Regions from separate parts of the Homo sapiens genome. Here regions 2 and 3 are each linked to region 1. The links are chromatin contacts, found by Hi-C or POLR2A ChIA-PET in ENCODE. All regions are on one chromosome and are shown on one strand. The core of a region is the stretch at or near the end of the contact, and the rest is flanking DNA. Distances in the headings are between cores, read along the strand shown.

Region 1 (4,660 bases), core at 1,326-3,825:
TGGACAACAGCCCTTCCTCGATTCTACATGGTTCTGAGGGCCTTTAAGACAAAGAACCCCTATTGGGTAGGCAAGTAACAAAGACCTGGCCAGTCTTAGTAGTCTACTCCCCCTCTAACCAAGGATTGGCCTGAGAAGCGGACACATGATCCAAGAAGGGCCAATCAGGGCCCTTTTGTGGAATTTACACTCGGTTGCTAGGACAGAAAAGCTCTCATTTTATCCATCATAATCAGGCAAGTTTGATATAAGCCTGGAGCTCTTTGTGGTAGCTCTGGAACATGACAGAGTCTTTCCTAAAATCTATCCTAGAGAAATAACTAGATACAGGCACAAGAATGGTCACTGCACCACAGGGAGAGGTGAAAGAGGGAGAGGAAGAGAAGCTTGGCAACATCATTTAGGTCTTGAAGCTTAGTTCCCTTCAACCCCCCACTTCTCAGCTACACCAGAAAATGCCTTTTTGCTTACAGTTGGAGTCTTTTTTGTTTTGAGATGGAGTCTTGCTCTGTCACCCAGGCTGGAGAAAAAAAATTAGCCAGGTGTGGTGGCGGGCACCTGGCTACTCGGGTAGTCCCAGCGACTCGGGAGGCTGAGGCAGGAGAATCACTCGAACCCTGGAGGCAGAGCTTGCAGGAAGCCAAGACTGAGCCACTGCACTCCAGCCTGGGCAACAGAGCGAGACTCTGTCTCAAAAAAAAAAAAAAAAAAAAAAAAAGAAAAAGAAAATGAGAGCATTCTTCTGAGGCTAGAAACTGCTTATGCATGCTGGGCCCCACTGACAGCATCCCGCTCCTCTCAAGGTATCTATCTTTTTTGGCTTCTAGATTGTCTGCATCTTCTAGTTTCTGTATAACTGTGTCTCTGACCATCTTTTGGTCTCTTGGCCTATTTGCCCTGGGCTCATGGCCTTCAGTGGGTTTGTTTCCCCCTCTGTCCCCTCCATCTCTCTCCACTCCATCTTCAGGCCTCTGTCTCTTTTTCAGTCCGTCTTGTTCATCATCACCCTCATCTCTCTTCCCTGTCCTAGTCAGCTCGCATCTCTCTTCACTTATGAGTCATTCTGTAGTCTGATTTTTCTCTGTAATCCAACTCTTCCTTTCTCCATCTCTCTTCAGTTCTCCATTTGACTTTCTCCATCTTTCTCATTAAAAAAAAAATGCTTTTTCAGGCCGGGCATGGTGGCTCACGCCTATAATCCCAGCACTTTGGGAGGCTGAGGCAGGCAGATCACCTGAGGTCGGGAGTGCGAGACCAGCCTGACGAACATGGAAAAATCCCGTCTCTACTAAAAATACAAAATTAGCCAGGGTGGTGGCACCTGCCTGTAATCCCAGCTACTCTGGAGGCTGAGGCAGGAGACTCGCTTGAACCCAGGAGGCAGAGGTTGCAGTGAGCCAAGATCGCACCACTGCACTCCAGCCTGGGCAACAAGAGCGAAACTCCATCTCAAAAAAAAAAAAAAAAAATTCATTTTTGTTTTTTTGAAACAGGGTCTCACTCTGTCACCCAGCCTGAAGTGCAGTGGCACAATCACGGCGTACAGCAGCCTCGACCTCCCAAGCTCAAGTGATCCTCCCACCGCAGCCTCCCAAAGTGCTGTGGATGACAGGAGTGAGTCACCACGCCCTTTCTCATTTTCTGTTTGAATCTTTTTTTCCTCCCTTTTGTCCTTCCAGTATTCACTCTCCATCACCACCTCTCTCCATTTCCCCATCTAATACTTTATCTCCCAATATCAGAAGCTTTAGTAATAGCTCATGCTTACTTACTCACATTAACACACAGACCTATCCTATCTGCATGATCTATTCCTATCCCACACCTATGTACATACACACACACACTTTTCTCACGACTGTCAGGCACTATGATCACCCCCTATTTTACTGAGCAATAGAGAGGCTAAGTGAGTAGCCGAGTGTTACATGAGCCACTCAAATCCAGGGGTTCGGGCTCCACTCCCTCGCTTTTCCATTTCTCAGCATCGTTCTCCATTATCTCCAGCTTTTGTGGGGTTCTTCCTATTTCAACTGTCTCCATCCTTCCGTATCTCTCGGTCTCCCCCGTGATTCAGTGTCTCGTTTCTCCATCTAAATTCCATTTTTTCTGTTTCTAGTGTCCACGATCAGTTTCCGACTTTTCCCTCCACTCCCCAAGTTCATGGGCGACCACGCCTCTCGGCCTCGTGGGCTCTAAGACTCTCGCTGGAACCCATCGGCACTCTCGCCCACGCTCTCTAGTTTTCAGCTTCCCTCCTCTCCCAACACCCTCGTCTTTCAGTCCCTCAGTTTCTCGAAGCTTCTTTTCGTGCCTCCATTTCTTTCGGTCTCTGGCCTGTCGCCCAGGTTCTCCCAGGGACGCTCAGGTGCCATCTCTGTCCGCGTTTGCCGGCCCTTCGGCTGCCTCCTACATTTCTCCTCATCTCGAGACTTCCCTCGCCCCTGGACTCGCACCCCAAACTACCCCCAAGCGGCCCAACTCCGACAGCCATCGCCGCCACAACCCGGTACACCCGTCCCGCCCCCCTCACTTACCACACGCCGCGAACGCCTTAACTTCCGGTCCCAAGAGCGCTAGTCTTGCGCCTGCGCACACAGCCATCTCGTTCTGACCCCGCCCCGCCACCACAGAAGAGCCAATCGGAAGCTCTGGGCTGCCCAAGACCCATCTTGCGCCTGTGCACAGCACGCTTCCGCCCCGCCTCGCTTGGGGCGGAGCCTCGAGTGATTGCGCCCTCTAGAGGCCAGTAGAGGCATTGCGGTACAGACTTGCAAGCGCCTCCTCCCCGGCCCCGCCCTCTCCTCCCCAAGCATAGCCACGTGCGCCTCAGCTCCGGGACGCCGGGGTTTTAACCCAAAGAGAGAGCTGGTCTGGGGCCCAGGAACTTTTTTTTTTCTTTTGAGACATAGTCTCACTGTCTCCCAGGCTAGAGTGCAGTGGCGTTATCTCACCTCATTGCAATCTCCGCCTCCCAAGTTCAAACCATTCTCCTGCCTCAGCCTCTCGAGTAGCTGGGATTACAGGCGCACACCACTACACCTGGCTGATTTTTGTATTTTTAGTAGAGACGAGGTTTCACGATTTGGGCCAGGCTGGTCTCCAGCTCCTGATCTCAAGTGATCCGCCCGCCTTGGCCTCCCAAAGCACTGAGATTACAGATGTGGGGCATCTCACTCAGCCTCTACCTCTTTTCTTTCTACAACCCCATTTTCTGTTACCTTTCTCTGCAATAAACTCAATCACACACATTCAGGAAGACCCCCAAGTATAGAAACAATCTCATTAGCCAGCAATGCACCCTCTCTTTTATTAACTGAAAGAAGAAACAGCTGGGCACGGCGGCTCACGCCTGTAATCCCAACAGTTTGAGAGGCCGGGGTAGGTGGATCACCTGAGGTCAGGCGTTCCACACCAGCCTGGGCAATATGGCCAACCCCTGTTTCTACAAAAAAATACAAAAGTTAGTCGGATATGGTAGTGTGTGCCTGTAGTCCCAGCTACTCAAGAGGCTGAGGTGGGAGGATCGATTGAACCTAGGAGGCTGAGAGACTGAGGCTGCAGTGAGCCATGATGGTACCACCGCACTCCAGCCTGGGTGACAGAGCCAGACTGTCTCAAAAAAAGAAAAAAGTGTTGTTGTTTTTTTTTTCTGAGACGGAGTCTCGCTGTCGCCCAGGTTGGAGTGCGGTGGCGCGATCTCGGCCCACTGCAGGCTCCGCCTCCCAGGTTCCCGCCATTCTCCTGCCTGAGCCTCCCGCATAGCTGGGACTACAGGCGCCCGCCACCACGCCCGGCTAATTTTTTGTATTTTTAGTAGAGACGGGGTTTCACTGTGTTAGCCAGGATGGTCTCGATCTCCTGACCTCGTGATCCGCCCACCTCGGCCTCCCAAAGTGCTGGGATTACAGGCATGAGCCACCGTGCCTGGCCAGAAAAAAGTTCTATGTCTAAAAAAAAGAAGGACTCTAAAGTTTTTGGCCTGAGCATTTGGAAATATGGAGTCACCATCTACTACCATCAGGAAGACGTGGGAGAGAGGCTAGAGAGAAAATCCGAAGATCTGTTTTCAGCATATTGTTTGAGTTATGCATTGGACATCAACTGGGGATGTCAAGTGGAACGTTGGATATAATTATCAAGCCTCTGGAAAACAACTTAGAGATAGAGAAGCCAATTCATACATTATTATCAAAAGAAGAAGAATAAATGGACTAAGCATTCTGCTTAAAATTTCCAAACAAGGCCAGGTGCGGTGGCTCACGCCTGTAATCCCAGCACTTTGGGAGGCCGAGGCAGGTGGATTACCTGAGGTCAGGAGTTCGAGACCAGCTAAGCCAACATGATGAAATCCCGTCTCTACTAAAAATATAAAAAATTAGCCAGGCATGATGACGGACACCTGTAATCCCAGCTTCTCGGGAGGCTGAGGCAAGAGAATCGCTTGAACCCAGGAGGTGGAGGTTGCAGTGAGCCAACATCGCATCATTGCACTCTAGCCTGGGCGACAAGGAGAAACTCTGTCTCAAATAAACAAACAAACAAATAAATAAATAAATAAATAATCCAAACAATAATTATAATTTTTAAAAAAGGAAAATTGGAGGAAATGAACAACAAATGGAAATCAACAAGAAAGCCACAGTCTATCAACCATAGG
Region 2 (4,660 bases), core at 1,222-3,721, 430 kb before region 1:
GTGAATCAACTTCCCGGCTACCATCACTTCAAAGAACCCGGTGGCCTGGGGAGTTCCCTCGCCGCACTGAGGAAAGGGGGTAGGGGAGATGTTGGAGGGGCTAAGATGTCCTCTTGGGGAGACCCTCCCCTTCCCAGGGGGATGAGAACATGGGTGAAGGGCGTAGGGCTGACCTAACCCCCCTGCAGTGCCATCCAGGCCTAACGGACCGACACAGTGGCTGTGCTCAAGTCTTTCTCCCCATCCCAAGACTCACGATGTCCAGGCGGCCGGGGAACTCATCTTCTAACTTCTTCTTGAGCTGAAGATACTGAAAACGCGGTGAGAGGTCACAGCAGGGGTCATACCAGTCAGCCCCCTCCCAATATGCACTCTACCCCTCCCCAGCTCCCAGGAATGCCCCCCGGGCATCCACTCTGCTTACCTTGGACTTGTAGCCTCAAGCGCCACTGGTAGGAGAGTCCAAGACATTGGGGCCCAGGGGAGAGAGGGAGAAGTGGGGGATCGGGGAGAGGAGGGTAGACACAGGCGGTGTGGGGAGAGAGCAAGATGGGGCCAGGAAGAAATAAAGAGGAACACAGATGACCAAGCAGAAGAGGTGACAGATGCCCTCAAGAGAGAAGACAGGCACCAGCCAGGCAGAGTTTTGGGACACAGCACAGGGGGTGGCGCGGGGACACACAGAGACACACAGAAAACCAACACCAAGCAAGAGACAGAGAAGGGGGAGGGGAAAAAGGGGAGAGAGGAGACAAGGAGACCACAAATACGAGAGACGGGGACGGGGGAAAACCAGGAGAACTGGATTAGGAGAAGAACAGCACACGTAAGGTCCCCACCCACTCCCTGTGCCCACCACCCTCACCCACAGCCCTCGCAGCACTCCAAGGAAAACCCTGCGGCTCCTGGATTCTTACACCACGCCCAGCTAATTTTTGTATTTTCACCATGTTGGCCAGGCTGGTCTCGAACTCCTAACCTCAGGGGATCGGCCCGCCCCAGCCTCCCAAAGTGCTGAGATTACAGGCAGGAGCCACCGCACCCGGCCCCGCAGCTCCTAGATTCTGAACACCTTCCCAGTCCCCAGGGTGAAATACAGGCTCACCCAACCCCCACAGCAGGCTATTTCGGGACTGGAATCTGGTGTACAGGCCTGGTAGGCGTCTCAAAATGTCACTCTTGCCTCTGCTTTGTCGAGCAGGCAGAGACGTTGGAAAGCTGCCGACAAACCCAGGTTCCAGTTACCCCTGTCACCTGCAGTCCAGACTTGAAGCTACTGACCTGCCCCCACCCCAGTCCCAGCCTCAGTTTTCTCACCTGTAACATAGAACTAAAATTCCTCTCTTTAATTTACTTTTTTTTTTTGAGACAGAGTCTCGCTCTGCTGTCCAGGATGGAGTGCAGTGGCACGATTTCAGCTCACTGCAACTTCCGCCTTCCGGGCTCCAGTGATCCTCCTGCCTCAGCCTCCCAAGCAGCTGCGACTACAGGAGTGCGCCACCATGCCCGGCTAACTTTTTAAGTTTCTGTAGAGACGAGGGGGGGGTCTCCCTGGGTTGCCCAGGCTGGTCTCGAACTCTTGGGCTCAAGCGATCCACCCGCCTCAGCCTCCCAGTGTTTGGATTACAGGCGTGATCAACGGCACCTGGCCTAAAATTCCCCTCTCTTAAGGGATTCCTGGGAGGATAAATTCATTGAACACGTATTTATTAAATACCTACAGCATGCCACACAGTATTAGGTGCTGGGGAGTGGAGAGAACGTAATTTATATCCTATCCTATTATACCCTTCCTGAGACTTGCAGAAATTAAGCGTGTTCGGTATTGACACAGAGCCTCCCTCTTGCCACAGACGGAAAACTGAGGCCAGAAAAGGAGTGGGGTTCGTGGCCAAGGGAACCCACTGGGCAGAGGCCAACAATTCAAGTGCTTCTGAAACACAGGCTGAGACATTCTCGAACCTTCTGGGCTCTCACTGTCCCCACCCCGCGACTGTTCGGGATATTGGGGGAGGGGAAGCCTTAGGGTGGAGGAGCCTTAGGTCCCTTTACAAAGCTGACCCCCAGCCCCTTCCCCAGCGGAGCCCCGGAGTCGGGGGTTCGAAATTGACACACACTCGTCTCAGCCCCACCTTTTATAACCCGAGATGCCCAGCGTGTCACAAGTCGAAGACGGGGCCTAGGGACGACCGCCCTCTGTTTTTCGCCCCTCCGTACGCCCACCCCACCCACATACAGGGGCTCCCTTTTCCCATACAAGGGCTCCCATGGGTCCTCTCCCCGGGGCTCCCTGACCCCGGCTCCGAGAATCGGGTCCCGGCGGGGGTCGGGGACGGGGGCCGCTGGCCGCTGGGCTTACCAATAAACGACTCGGACGGCGAGAGCCATGGCTCGGGGCTGCCACATCCGCTGAGGAGCGGACGCCCGGGCCACACTAACCTCCCACCTGGACGCGCTAGGTCTGCGCGAGTGCGGCGGGAACCTGCGCAGAAAGGATGGAGCCTCGGCTTCCCCTGGCGCCAACCAATGCCAGGGAGGGGCGGTGGGCGGTGGGCGGAGAGGCGCCAAGGCGGAGGATAAGGAACCCGCGACCCGCCAGCCCGAGGCCCCCACACAAGTCTCCTTCCCATCCTCCTGTTGGGCTGGAGAGAGTCTCGATACAGGCAGTCCCCGGGGGAAGCCCTCCGCGCGTCCCCTCCCAGGTCCCCCCGGCCAGAATGGTACGGCCCACGGGGGCGGTGATTTACGGCTGGCCGCTCCCAGCTGGACCCGGAATCAGCCTCAAGGGTGGTCTTTTCACTGCGTGGGCTTGGGGACGGCGCGGTGGGGACAGAAGCAGGGCGCGATTCTTGAGTCCCTCACCTCCCCTGGAGAGGGCGAGGGGGCGAGAGGGGAAGGATTCGGGGTAGACCAGGTGAGGGAGGAGACAGGGAGTTGAGGGGGAGGTTTTCAGGGAGCGGTCCAGGGCCCACAGTTGCCTTATAAAGACCTGCAGCCGCAGGGCGCGGTGGCTCACGCCTGTAACCCCAGCGCTTTGGGAGGCAGAGGCAGGAATTCAAGACCAGCCTGGGCAACATAGCCAGACTGCGTCTCTACAGAATAATAATAATAATACATTAGTGGCTGGGTGCGTTGGCTCACGCCTGTAATCCCAACACTTTGGAAGGCCGAGGCGGGCGGATCACTTGAGGTCAGGAGTTCAAGACCAGCCTGGCCAACATGGAGGAACCCCGTCTCTATTAAAAATACAAAAATTAGATGGGCGTGGTGGCGCGTGCCTGTAGTCCCAGCTACTCGGAAGGCTGAGGCAGGAGAATTACTTGAACCTGGGAGGCGGAGGTTGCAGTGAGCCAAGATCAGGCCAATGCACTCCAGCCTGGGTGACAGAGCGAGGCTCCACCTCAAATAAATAAATAGATAATAAATCAGCCGGGCGTGGTGGTGTGTGCCTACAGTCCCAGGCTACTTGAGAGGCTTAGGCAGGAGGCTCGCTTGAGCGCAGGAGTTTGGAAGCTGCTGTGAGCCGTGATTGCACCACTGCACTCCAGCTTAGGCCACCAAGCAAGACCCTCTCTAAAAAAACAAAAGGCCTGCTGCGGCTGGGCACGGTGGCACATACCTGTAATCCCAATGCTTTGGGAGGCCGAGGCAGGAGGACTGCTTGAGCCCAAGAGTCTGAGACCAGCTGGGGCAACATAGCAAGACCCCATCTCTACAAAAACTTTTAAAATTAGTCCGTGTGGTGGCATGTACCTGTACTCCCAGTTACTGGGGAGGCTGAGGTGGAAGGATCACTTTAGCCCAGGAGTTTGGGGCTGCAGTGAGCCGTGATTGTGCCACTGCCACCCCAGCCTGGACAACAGAGTAAGACACTGTCTCGAAAAAAGAAAGAAAGGAAAAGGCCTGGCCAGGCACAGTGGGTCACACCTGAAATCCCAGCACTTTGGGAGGCCAGGGTGGGTGGATCACCTGAAGTCAGGAGTTCGAGACCAGCCTGGACAACATGGCAAAACCCCGTCGCTACTAAAAATATGAAAATTAGCCAGGCGTGGTGGCGCATGCCTGTAGTCCCAGCTCTTCGGGAGGCTGAGGCAGGAGAATCACTTGAACCCAGGAGGTACAGGTTGCAGTGAGCCAAGATCACGCCATTGCACTCCTGTTTGGGCGACAAGAGCAAAACTCAACTCCATCTCAAAAAAAAAAAAAAAAGGAAAAGGAAAAGGCCTACTGCCGGACCTGGCACAGCCTGGTCATTCATTACAGAACAATAGTCACTCCCCATGAACCCTCTCCGTGCAGAGGGGATCGTCATGGAAAGTGCTAGAAACAGGCAGTTGAGTTGAGGAGTGAGGGTGCAGGGGCTTATCTCTGAGCCTGTTTCTCCATTTGGAAGTTGGGTGTAATTGCCTACAGGAAATGTTCACTCATTTAACAAATAGGTACTTCATAACCACCTGCAGTCCCAGTTTCCAGGGATACAGCAATGAATAAATAAACAAAGTCCCTTCCTTCATGGGAGTGATCTGGCAGGTAGAGACAAAGGGCAGGAAACAACATGAAAACAGCACTTCCATTAGATGGTTGATGTGAGCAGTAAGCGAGTTTATACAGGTAGGAAGAACTAGAGCTCTGACTGGCACACGGGGATAACTCAATAAAC
Region 3 (4,660 bases), core at 716-3,215, 300 kb after region 1:
TACCTGTTTTTCTCCTTCTCTTATTCCATTTAGTTTTTCAATTCATACAAAACTGTACCCAGGCCATCACCAATACTTCTACACAACAAATGTTTCTTCTAACAACCCCACAATATCACCCCTTACCACAAAATCTTCCTTCAGCTTAATCTCTCCCACTTTAGGTTCGCACGCCGCCCCTAATCCTGCTTGAAGCAGCCCCGAGAAACATCGCCCATTCTCTCTCCATACCACCCCCCAAGACTTCAACACTATTTTGTTTTATTTTTCTTATTAATAAAAGAAGGCAGAAATGTCAGGCCTCTGAGCCCAAGCCAAGCCATCGCATCACCTGTGACTTGCACGTATACATCCAGATGGCCTGAAGTAACTGAAGATCCACAAAAGAAGTAAAAATAGCCTTAACTGATGACATTCCACCATTGTGATTTGTTCCTGCCCCACCTAACTGATCAATGTACTTTGTAATCTCCCCCACCCTTAAGAAGGTTCTTTGTAATTCTCCCCACCCTTGAGAATGTACTGTGTGAGATCCACCCCTGCCCGCAAAACATTGCTCTTAACTTCACCGCCTATCCCAAAACCTCTAAGAACTAATGATAATCCACCACCCTTTGCTGACTCTCTTTTCGGACTCAGCCTGCCTGCAGCCAGGTGAAATAAACAGCCATCTTGCTCACACAAAGCCTGTTTGGTGGTCTCTTCACATGGACGCGCATGAAACGATTCTCCTGCCTCAGCCTCACAAGTAGCTGGGATTACAGGTGCCTGCCACCATGCCTAATTTTTGTATTTTTAGTAGAGATGGGGTTTCACCATGTTGGTCAGGCTGGTCTCGAACTCCTGATCTCGTGATCTGCCCGCCTCAGACTCCCAAAGTGGTGGGATTACAGATGTGAGCCACCGTGCCTGGCCCGGGCTTGGATTTTATGAAGAGGAAAAGTAGGGGAGCTAGCAAGGGGGTTACACTTGAGGAGGGAGTTCAAATGGACTGCACTGCATAGCCTGCAGGCTTGCAATGAATGTGAAGCTTTAAATGGGATTAAGTGCAAATTGAAAATATTCCAGACACATTTTTCACATTCCTGGCTAGTGAAAAGGTTTATGCTGATGAGAGAAGGCAAAGCTGAATCCCGGAATGGGTTAGGGCAAAGAAAACAAATCTGTCTTAAAGAGACAGACCTGGCCGGGCACGGTGGCTCACGCCTGTAATCCCAGCACTTTTGGAGGCCGAGGCGGTTGGATCACTTGAGGTCAGGAGTTCGAGACCAGCCTGGCCAACATGGTGAAACCCTGTCTCTACTAAAGATACAAAAATTAGCTGGGCGTGGTGGCGCATGCCTATAATCCCAGCTACTCAGGAGGCTGACGCAGGAGAATCGCTTGAACCCGGGAGGTGGAGGTTGCAGTGAGCCGAGATCGCACCACTGCACTCCAGCCTGGGCGACAGAGCAAGACTCGGTCTCGGGGCGGGGAAAAAAAAGGAAGGAGGGAAGGAAGGAAGGAGGGGAGGGAAGGGAGGGAGGGAGGGAAAAAGAAAGAGAGAAAGAAAGAAAGAAGGAAAGAAAGAAAGAGAAAGAAAGAAAAAGAAAGAAAGAAAGAAAGAGAAAGAAAGAAAGAGAAACAACCAAGAAACAACTACAATAGGTGCTCGGCATGTACTCCGTTAAAAAAGATAGAATTAAAACTACAATTCCCAGCAGACATCTCGCCTGCGACTTCTGAATATCGGCTTTCCCCGAGCGCAATGATCGCTGGGATTCGTAGTCCGGTACAAAATCAAGGAGGGACGGGCACTACCGGCCTAGATGACAGAGGAGGGAATCACTGCCATTCCGACCAATGGACAGTTCACGCCGGACCTGAGTGGCGAGCGCATAGCCAATGGGTAAGCCATTCATCCTGAGTGACATGGGTTGCAACCTACCGGAGGCCGGTGGGGCGGTACGGCGCGCGGCGGCCGTAGTGCGAATCATGGGAGGCGGCTGGTGGTGGGCTCGGGCCGCTCGCCTTGCCCGTCTTCGCTTCCGGAGGTCGCTACTGCCGCCTCAGCGGCCCCGGAGCGGGGGCGCCCGGGGGTCCTTCGCCCCCGGCCACGGTCCCCGCGCCGGGGCTTCGCCGCCCCCAGTGTCCGAGCTGGATCGTGCGGACGCCTGGCTCCTCCGAAAAGCGCACGAGACAGGTCGGTGGCTAGGGGTGGGGGCGGTGCGGATGGGACGGGGGTCCCGGGCTCGCGTGGGACCTTGATGGGGCGGGGGCTTCTGCAGGAAACGGGGCCCGGGCTCGGCTCCGAGAAGGGCTTCAGTGTGAGCGCACGGAAGCGCAGACTGCAAGAGCGCAGGTGCCCGCAGAGGGGATGGGCTTGCGGGGAGGACGAGGACCCCGGGTAACGGGGCGCCGTAGGGATTGGAGGGGGTGGTAGGGTTGCGCGAGGCAGCCTCGTAGAATCGCGCCTGCCGTGGGGAGAGGGGCTTCAGGGAGAGCTTAGGGTCTGTGGAGTTGGGTACAAGATGGGTCCATCCCGATTGCAGAGGCCACCACTGTGCAGAGAGCGGGAGTGTGGATCCCCGCAGAAGAGGGGGAAGTTCAGGATTGGAGAAGGGGACAACCAATCGGGAGAAAGCTCTCTGCTGATTGGAGGGGGAGGTGATCTAGGCTGCAGAGGGCGGGGCTTGTGACGGAGGCGAGGTCCAGAATGGAGCGGACTGGCCATGTTTGTTTTTTTTTTAATTTTATTTTTTTAATGACGGTGTCTTGCTCTGTCACCGAGGCTGGACCGCAGTGGCGCAATCGTAGCCCACTGCAGCCTTGAACTCCTGGGCTCAAGCTATCCTCTTGCCTCAGCCTCCTGCTTAGCTGGAGCTACAGGCATACACCACCGCACCCAACTATTTTAATTTATGTAGAGACGGGGTCTTGCTTTGTTGCCCAGGCTGGTCTGAACTCTTGGGCTCAGAGAATCCTCCTGCCTTGGCTTCCCAAAGTGCTGGGATTATAGGTGTGAGTCACCTCACTAGGCCAGGACCGGGCATCTAGATATAGGGTGTGGTGGGCTGTTTGTAAAGGACGTGAATGGGGACGGACGTGGGTGGGATTGGCCCAGGCCATACTCGGTAGGACATGGATGGGATTGGCCCAGGCCATACTCGGTAGGAGATGGCGGCATTTGAAGGAAAAGAAGGGCGAGGCTGAAGAGCGGCCTGGATTAGGAAACAGTTTGTCCCAGAGTTCTGAGAAAGAAGTGAGTGGGCAGGCCGTGGGGGTACACGTAGAGGGAGGGGTTTGGCCAAGATGACTCCTCAGATGGAGGTTCTGCAACTTTGCCCCTAGATTGTCCTCCACATTCTGCAGGGACTATCTTGAATCCTTTATTTTTTTTGAGACGGAGTCTCACTCTGTCGCCCAGGCTGGAGTGCAGTGGCATGATCTTGGCTCGCTGCAACCTCTACCTCCTGGATTCAAGTGATTCTCCTCCCTCAGCTTCCTGAGTAGCTGGGACTACAAGCACGTGCTACCACACCCTGCTAATTTTAACATTTTTAGTAGAGACAGGGTTTGACTATGTTGGCCAGGCTGGTCTCAAACTCCTGACCTCATGATCCGCCTGCCTTGGCCTCCCAAAGTGCTGGGATTACAGGGGTGAGCCACCACACCCGGCCCTTGAATCCTTAGTGTTACAGAGTTTGGGGGAGAGGGGCACTGAGGTGGAGGCCAGAGAGGATGTGGGGGGATATGGTTAGGTGAGCGGCTTCCTGGAAGAGGTGAGGATTTGGGATGGGCTTGCCTTGCGGCTGGATGGGATGGGGTGAGCTGAAGGGAGGCCCCTCAGTTTGACTGGGTAAGGGGGATTGAGGAGGTAGGGTTGGGGGTGATGTTAATCCCCCCATGTCCCCCTCCCTCCAGCCTTCCTCTCCTGGTTCCGCAATGGCCTCCTGGCATCGGGCATCGGGGTCATCTCCTTCATGCAGAGTGACATGGGTCGGGAAGCAGCATATGGTGAGTGCAGACCCCCCCTCTCGCCCCACGGAACCAGGGAATGCAGAGCCCCTATCACCTGCCCTGGTGAGAGTAGACTCTCCTACCCCATCCCACTCCCAGTAGTAAGTATAGAACCCCCATTCTTCCCCCACCAGAAGACACCCCTCCCATAGGCACTAGGTCCATCTGAATGGGTGGCCCAGGACATGGTTATGGTCCCCTCCCCTCCGATCTGATTCTCAAAGATGCAGGCTAGCCCCTGGCACGGCCCTGCCTCTGTTCCTGTCTCCTCAACCCTGGCTTTGCTCCCAGACCATCCCCCGACCTTGGCCCTGTTGCTACCCTGCCTCTCCCGCAGGCTTCTTCCTGCTGGGCGGCCTGTGCGTGGTGTGGGGCAGCGCCTCGTACGCCGTGGGCCTGGCGGCGCTGCGAGGACCCATGCAGCTGACGCTGGGGGGCGCGGCCGTGGGCGCGGGCGCCGTGCTGGCCGCCAGCCTGCTCTGGGCGTGCGCCGTGGGCCTCTACATGGGGCAGCTGGAGCTGGACGTGGAGCTGGTGCCCGAGGACGACGGGACGGCCTCCGCGGAAGGCCCTGATGAGGCGGGTCGGCCGCCACCCGAGTGAGCGACACGGCCGTGGGGCCTGGCAGGCGCTGGACAGCGCCCGAGGACTGGGACATTAA

Evidence for each region. Hi-C counts contacts between places; a loop is a spot of excess contacts on that map. ChIA-PET counts read pairs that join two places held with the same protein, here RNA polymerase II (POLR2A). Pooled maps may share reads with other maps.
Region 2: a loop to region 1 is called in a map of naive thymus-derived CD4-positive, alpha-beta T cell, with 17 times the contacts of the local background. The contact joins the promoter of SELENOW here to the promoter of DHX34 in region 1. A Hi-C loop is called at or near these places in 1 of 168 maps with a recorded cell type or tissue (naive thymus-derived CD4-positive, alpha-beta T cell), 2 of 37 single-sample maps with no recorded cell type and 12 of 50 pooled maps. POLR2A ChIA-PET finds 5 or more read pairs at or near these places in 2 of 52 experiments (GM12878 and H1).
Region 3: a map of CD8-positive, alpha-beta T cell shows a loop between it and region 1 (11-fold over the local background). The contact joins the promoter of TMEM160 here to the promoter of DHX34 in region 1. A Hi-C loop is called at or near these places in 2 of 168 maps with a recorded cell type or tissue (CD8-positive, alpha-beta T cell and naive thymus-derived CD4-positive, alpha-beta T cell), 1 of 37 single-sample maps with no recorded cell type and 16 of 50 pooled maps. POLR2A ChIA-PET finds 5 or more read pairs at or near these places in 4 of 52 experiments (HEK293, HEK293T, HepG2 and 1 more).

Annotation. Positions count from the first base shown.
Region 1 is chr19:47,347,230-47,351,889 of GRCh38, reverse strand. It overlaps DHX34 (DExH-box helicase 34), which reads right to left and starts at 2,575. Exons shown (of 17, transcript NM_014681.6): 1 at 2,538-2,575. It overlaps C5AR2 (complement C5a receptor 2), which reads right to left. Exons shown (of 2, transcript NM_001271749.2): 2 at 4,561-4,660. RefSeq lists an enhancer at 1,831-2,735.
Region 2 is chr19:47,776,514-47,781,173 of GRCh38, reverse strand. SELENOW (selenoprotein W) reads right to left here and starts at 2,471. Exons shown (of 6, transcript NM_003009.4): 1 at 2,360-2,471; 2 at 425-449; 3 at 257-310; 4 at 1-66. The coding sequence starts at 2,388. RefSeq lists an enhancer at 1-106 and silencers at 2,174-2,313, 2,324-2,583.
Region 3 is chr19:47,045,929-47,050,588 of GRCh38, reverse strand. TMEM160 (transmembrane protein 160) reads left to right here and starts at 1,965. Exons shown (of 3, transcript NM_017854.2): 1 at 1,965-2,182; 2 at 3,904-3,996; 3 at 4,337-4,660. The coding sequence starts at 1,975. The coding sequence ends at 4,602. RefSeq lists enhancers at 505-1,022, 1,023-1,540, 1,664-1,958, 2,468-2,537 and a silencer at 1,998-2,187.